2 separate regions of the Homo sapiens genome follow, and region 2 is linked to region 1. Evidence: chromatin loops called from intact Hi-C (ENCODE). Cell type or tissue: endothelial cell of umbilical vein. All regions are shown on one strand. Links, peaks and the distances in the headings refer to the core of each region. The heading gives the core; the rest is flanking DNA. Region 1 has its middle 40 kb from the start of FRMD4B. Region 2 overlaps MITF (melanocyte inducing transcription factor).

Region 1 (2,926 bases), core at 164-2,663:
ACGAGGTTTATAGCAGCATAACTTATTTCCCCCTAGGTGTGATGTTTCAGTATTTGCTAATTTGGTGTTCATGATGCCTTTACTGAATATAACTACCTCAAATAATGAGAACTGACTGTATACTGACACTAAAAGGACAAGGTCTCACTCTGTCACCCAGGCTGGAGTGCAGTGGTGTGATCATGGCTCACTGCAGCATCGAACTCCTGGACTCAAGCGATCTTCCCGCTTTGGCCTCCCAAAGAGATAGGATTACAGGTGAAAGCCACAGCACAGCCAGGATTGTATTATTAAGGCACATGTGCCTTAGTCTGTCACTTCTGAGTGGTTTCTCTCTTAGCTTACTAATATAAGAAGCAAATCCACAGACAAAGAGGGATGGGAATAAGCAATTTTCATAAGAAACACAAACAGCCAATAAATATACAAAAATCCTTCACTGATAGTCGGAAATAAATATTAAACAAATGAGATATTTTTTCTCCTATTAGATTGGCAGAAACAGAATTACTTTTATAAGACAAAAGAATTGAGGTAAGATATATGTTGACTACCTTAAATCCCAATATGGGATTTAAATAAAAAAGCAACTTCTTTAAAAATTCAAAGATGAATTTAAAATTTGCTTAGGAAGGTAATTCTGAAGCTGATTTCAAGAGGCAAAGCTAAAATAATGAATGTAAGATTCTAAATAACAAGTTATATAGATGTAATATAGAAAAATCACAGGTGCTGTTGACCTTATCTTTAGCCTTTGGTAATTAGGACTTGAACTATAACAGCCTTTTATTTCTACCTACCCGCAACCCTCTGCTTTTATGTACTTTACCTCTGCTTACTTCTCTGCAGCCAGACAGTGACTTAGGCAAATAGGAAGGTAGGTGATGTGCTATTAGTGTTTTAAAAGGCTTTCATCTCTTCCATGGTTTTTCATGGTGTTATTATCTCTTATCAGTAGTTAATTTATATAGTATTTCCATGATGCCTTCTTAACAATATCCAGTGTATTAGCGTCACCTCCTTCTTACACAGTAAATTCATTTCAACACTGCATTGGCCAGAAAGGACATGCAGTAAATGTTAATCAATTCTATTGCCATAAGAAACGTGCATGGAGTTAAAGTTCACAAGAAACAGAAGCTAGAGAACTAACAGCAAAGTGGAACTTGCTGCTCATTAGTTCACGAACACACTCCCCAAAAGTGAAGAGAGACACTCTCACCTGAAACTAGTGCTAGAAGTAGTTATCCTGTTCACACAGCACACCCTACTGCCCATGGGGGAAAGTTCACTTCCAATGCACAACTGAGAAATTAAATATGGACCCTGCTGGCCAGCCTCCACCTAAATCTCATCTCTAATCGATCTGCAATTCAATAACATGCATGTCTTCTTTTGCCCCTACCTTTCGTGATGGCTTCAGCTGAAACATAAAAGGGCTTTAAAAGATTAATAGTTCCATCTTGATGCCAGGTGAAGTAAATTCCCAATTCATTCAATCCTCACTGTGATGTTTTGCACTTGGTACAAAGTAGATGCACAATAATGTTTTATAAAAGCACCACAATAAGATAGGTATTATTTTTATCTTTTTTTTCAGAAGACTTAAAAGGATTAATTAGTAACTCTCCAAAGATCCCAAAGCCCAAGTAAGTGGGGGAGCCAAGAGTTGAACCTCATCTAACTCCAGAGCGTATGCTTAATGACTACACTATATTACCCTCTTATTCTTTAATGCTAAAATAAGCTTTCAGCATTAAAAAGAAATGAACCGTCAGGTGATAATTAGTTTCAAAGTCTACCATAACAGGTTAGGCCTTTTAATAGCTTTAATACCACAGCTTTTGCTAAAGATTGATCAAGAACACAGGCCATTTCCTAAATACCTCACACAAAGGCAACTCTAAGCAAGTGCTAATTTTAAAACAGGGCATATGCCATGTTATCAATAGGAATCCAAAGTTAAACAACAGAATGGGCTAAGTGTGGAGCTTCTGGCATATGCTGGGATGTAACAGCCCTTCTCTTTAAATCAGGTGTTGCACCCATATAGTTTGCTAAGGATAAGGTATGAATAAGGAAATGCTGGGGCTGTAATGAATAGGTTTTCATTATTGTGGATTTGAAACAAACTTTTAAAAGCGTGTGTGTGTGTGTGTGTGTGCATGTGTGTGTGTTGGGTAAAGGATTACGGAGATTAACATTCAAAAGACAGTCAACAGAGAATAGTCCAGAAGTGGAAGGAATTTACGACTTAGCCTTAGAGTTTTCTCACGTTAATACCAACCTATTGGTAATGCCTGCCTGGAGCCCTGTTTCAGGAAGTATTGTGAGACCCGTTCTGAGTTCTACAAAGAAAGGGTGCTGTGTTGATTAATAATGTCTGTCCTGGCAGAGGAAAGGAGGGGAGCATATTAACTGCATAGTTGCTTTTCTTAGGACTAGAAGATTCACAGGAGTGCCATATTTGTTCATTACCACAGAGCTATCTCAGAGCTGCCAGCTAGGACTGAGAGGAAAGATCACACTGCAGACCCAGGATATTTAAATCAGAAAATAATTTTAACCGTGAAAACACAGGGTCTATGGGATTTATCCTCAGATGTAATAAGATAAGCCCACAGATGCGCTTAGGGGCTGAGATGACAGAAAGGCCACTTGGCTGAGAAACAGGAGGGAAAAAGAGCCAAGCAATATGGCTGAGAATTTGTTCTCCATACTGGTACAACAGAGCTTGGTAGATTTGCTATTTCTTTGGCTCAGCCTCATAGATTTTGGAAATGTGACTATTTATAGGGATTCTTATTTTTTTATTTCTTTCACTCATCCCTTAAAAGTTTTAAGCAAAGTCTACTTGAAAAATGTCAGCCTGTCTCAGGTGTGCTGAGAGAAAATTAAGTTTTGTCAGTGTTTAGTCAGAATATAA
Region 2 (2,926 bases), core at 136-2,635, 520 kb after region 1:
AATTCTCAAAAGATAGGGGAATAAAGCTTTGGAATCCAAGGAGTTACCAGACATCATGGCAGCTGTATAAGTTTAGTCTTTCTGGTACTTTACAGGGCTGTTTTGAAACATGTGAGTGCCTTTCACTTTGCGTTAAATTGGACAAGAATAAAACTAAACACACACAGAGCAAGGTTGACCCTGAGAAGGTAACCTATTTCAACTAAAACCACTTAGTGAAATGACAGCTAATAATCAAAGTCACTTTTTATCAATTCCTTAGTTAGAGGGCCTTGAAATACCATACAAGGGCATTTTAAATGACCACGATGTCTATTTTTGTGCCTGTGTATGGGGGTATGTGTATTAGGTTTTATGCATATACTATAAACGCTGCTTTCAAAAAGGAGCAAAAGAGGGAGTTGTATTCTGCTGGTCTGTCTGTCCTCCCTGCCTACCCCAATTCTGTTCGAGCCAGTGTCTGATTCACCCATCAAGAAGTATCTTATTCCATGTCCATTGCCTCCCACCCAAATCTCTTTAGCTAGGGGTTTAATTCATAGAGTATATGTTTAGAGGCTATCACAGAAATAGATGCAATGGTTATCAATGAGGGGAAGCACATTCGACTTGTATTTTGTGGTATATTTTCATCTGTATGTTAGTGGTCATTGGAGAGGATGCAAGGTACTCTGTTGAATACAGTTTTTACTAGATACTTCTCAGTCACTAAACACTTTAATCACACCTAAATGCTTTCTGAATGTACTTTTCTCAGATGTAGAATACAATTCCATGTGTAATCAAGAAATGGGAGGGCTAAACGACTTAAAGTCTTACCCAGTAATCATGGTTATAGAAATTGTTTGAATCAATCTAGTAATGGTACGTGTCTGCAGTGGAAGGAGTGAGGTCAGTCAACGATTTCTCCATAGTTACTATTTCAAACTGTATTTCAGGGCATGGGAAGGGAGATCAACTTGGGCCTTTTCTACAAAAACAGGCCTATAAACTGCTGCAACCAGCTAGTTACCAAGAAATGCACATACACAACCAAAGGAGGACTCGCTGCTTTAAAACAGCCCATTCAGAACTAGAGGAAAAACTCTGACGCTAGCTTGGGGAAGGCTAAATATTTCTTTTACTTTTTTTTTTTATTATTATTCTCTTGAAAGTGTAAATTTTTGCTCTCTTTTAAAGTCTGTGGGCTCCCTCTTGTGGCTTTGTGGAAAATTTCAATTTCAAGGAAACGCTTTTTCTCTCTAGCAATAAGGAAATCATTTCCAATTAAAAAAAAAAAAACTTTCATTGCTTTTCCTTGTAAAAGAAAAAGTGAGAAGAAGAGGTGGATACGAGAAGGAAGGAACAAAATTAACTTTAATGGAAAGTCCTATTTGGTGAAAAGGTCATTTTATATACAATCCTGTTTTACAATAATAGCCAACATTTCCTGAACACCCACTGTTTGCTACTAGTTGTACTAGATAATGCATTCACCACATTATTCATTGCCTCCATGCTCAAAATAAACTGACTGGCTAGTTAGAGTAGTCATTTTATGGGTGTGAGACTGTACTTTCCTGCCTCAAAGGGAACTGGTTGAGGAGATCCTGTACCTCTCTTTTAATACCTGTGAATGAAAAAGTAAACATCTCATATTTTCCTATTTTAAAAATGATTTTTTGTATCAAATAATTTTTCTTAAATAAATCCTAGAGTAGGATATAGGTTTTATCTGAAAAAACATGGGAATTGTTCAACAGTTAATTTCTGTTACTGTTTGTCTCTCTCTAGTTGCCTGTCTCGGGAAACTTGATTGATCTTTATGGAAACCAAGGTCTGCCCCCACCAGGCCTCACCATCAGCAACTCCTGTCCAGCCAACCTTCCCAACATAAAAAGGGAGCTCACAGGTAAACACCTAGTAAATGTGCCTCTTACTGCAGATTTCTGTCCATTTCCTGATAAGACAAAGTTATTGATATAGTGATGTGCAAACTATATCCAACTCATGGACGTAACTTTTATAGGTCTCTGCAGTGGTTAAAACATTATGCAATATTTTAAGACGGAGAATTTATACTTGAAAATTCTGTTTTTTTTCAAGGAGATCCTTGAAAATCTCCTGAGATACTGGGAATCGGGGCCACCATTACTGCATGTCACCAATCACTGTGTGTGTGGTGAAGGTCCCCTTTGTGTTGGGGATAGTAGGCAACTCTTTCAGCTGTAACTGTCTCCACCCTACCTGATATGTATGTTTCTAACAAGCCCCTAGAGGCATTTGCATTTGAGAACCCAGATCTGAATTTTCCTTTGACACACATTCAAGCCCACAATTGGGATAGCATAAGAATATATTTCTCACATCTTCAGATGCCTCCTGTTGTCTTTTGCTGTATTGTGTGCAAAAGATTTATTACACAGAGGGGAAAAAATTATAAAATGGAGCAATGGATATTATTTGTTCTTGAGGCAAGTGTGAAATTACTTATTTCTCTACTTTGCTTAATGCTTTAGGGAAGGCATTTATTTGGTCATTAAAACATGGCGGAAACTATATTAGAACTGGCATTCTACCATGGTGAATTTTATGGCCCTTACCACACCCCTCTTTTTATTATTTGATCCTTGCATCCTGCAGGATTGGATGAACAGACTGAGAATATGGAATATGGATTTGGTACAGAGAATTCCTGTTCCAGTCAAGGATGTCTTAAAAAAATTTTTTTTAGAAAATAAGCAGGAGAAAGATGTTTTTTAAAAACCATGGATTTGAGTGAAAAGAGTAATTAATAAGTAAAAACCATCCAAAACCAAAACACAAGTAGCTACCCTACCAAAAAGGAAAATTACTGCAAGACAACAACAACAACAAAAGCAAGAATCGTCGGGCAGGCACAGTAGCTCACGCCTGTAATCTCAGCACTTTGGGAAGCTGAGGCAGG

Evidence for each region. Peaks named below come from ENCODE experiments on the same cell type or tissue, not always from the same donor. Only the 100,000 strongest peaks of a DNase experiment are listed, where the experiment ranks them.
Region 2: it touches region 1 in a loop (4-fold over the local background); 2 of 110 quality-filtered maps call a loop at or near these places.

What each region holds. Positions count from the first base shown.
Region 1 is chr3:69,424,179-69,427,104 of GRCh38, forward strand. It overlaps a transcript of FRMD4B not described here. Among named protein-coding and RNA genes, the nearest start is that of FRMD4B, 40 kb to the left of the region's middle. In endothelial cell of umbilical vein, for the core only: a CTCF peak has its summit at 1,279; a DNase peak (open chromatin) is centred at 1,243.
Region 2 is chr3:69,947,278-69,950,203 of GRCh38, forward strand. MITF (melanocyte inducing transcription factor) reads left to right here. Exons shown (of 10, transcript NM_001354604.2): 6 at 1,774-1,891. Among named protein-coding and RNA genes, the nearest start is that of SAMMSON, 51 kb to the right of the region's middle. In endothelial cell of umbilical vein, for the core only: a CTCF peak has its summit at 1,193 (motif pointing left); a DNase peak (open chromatin) is centred at 1,164.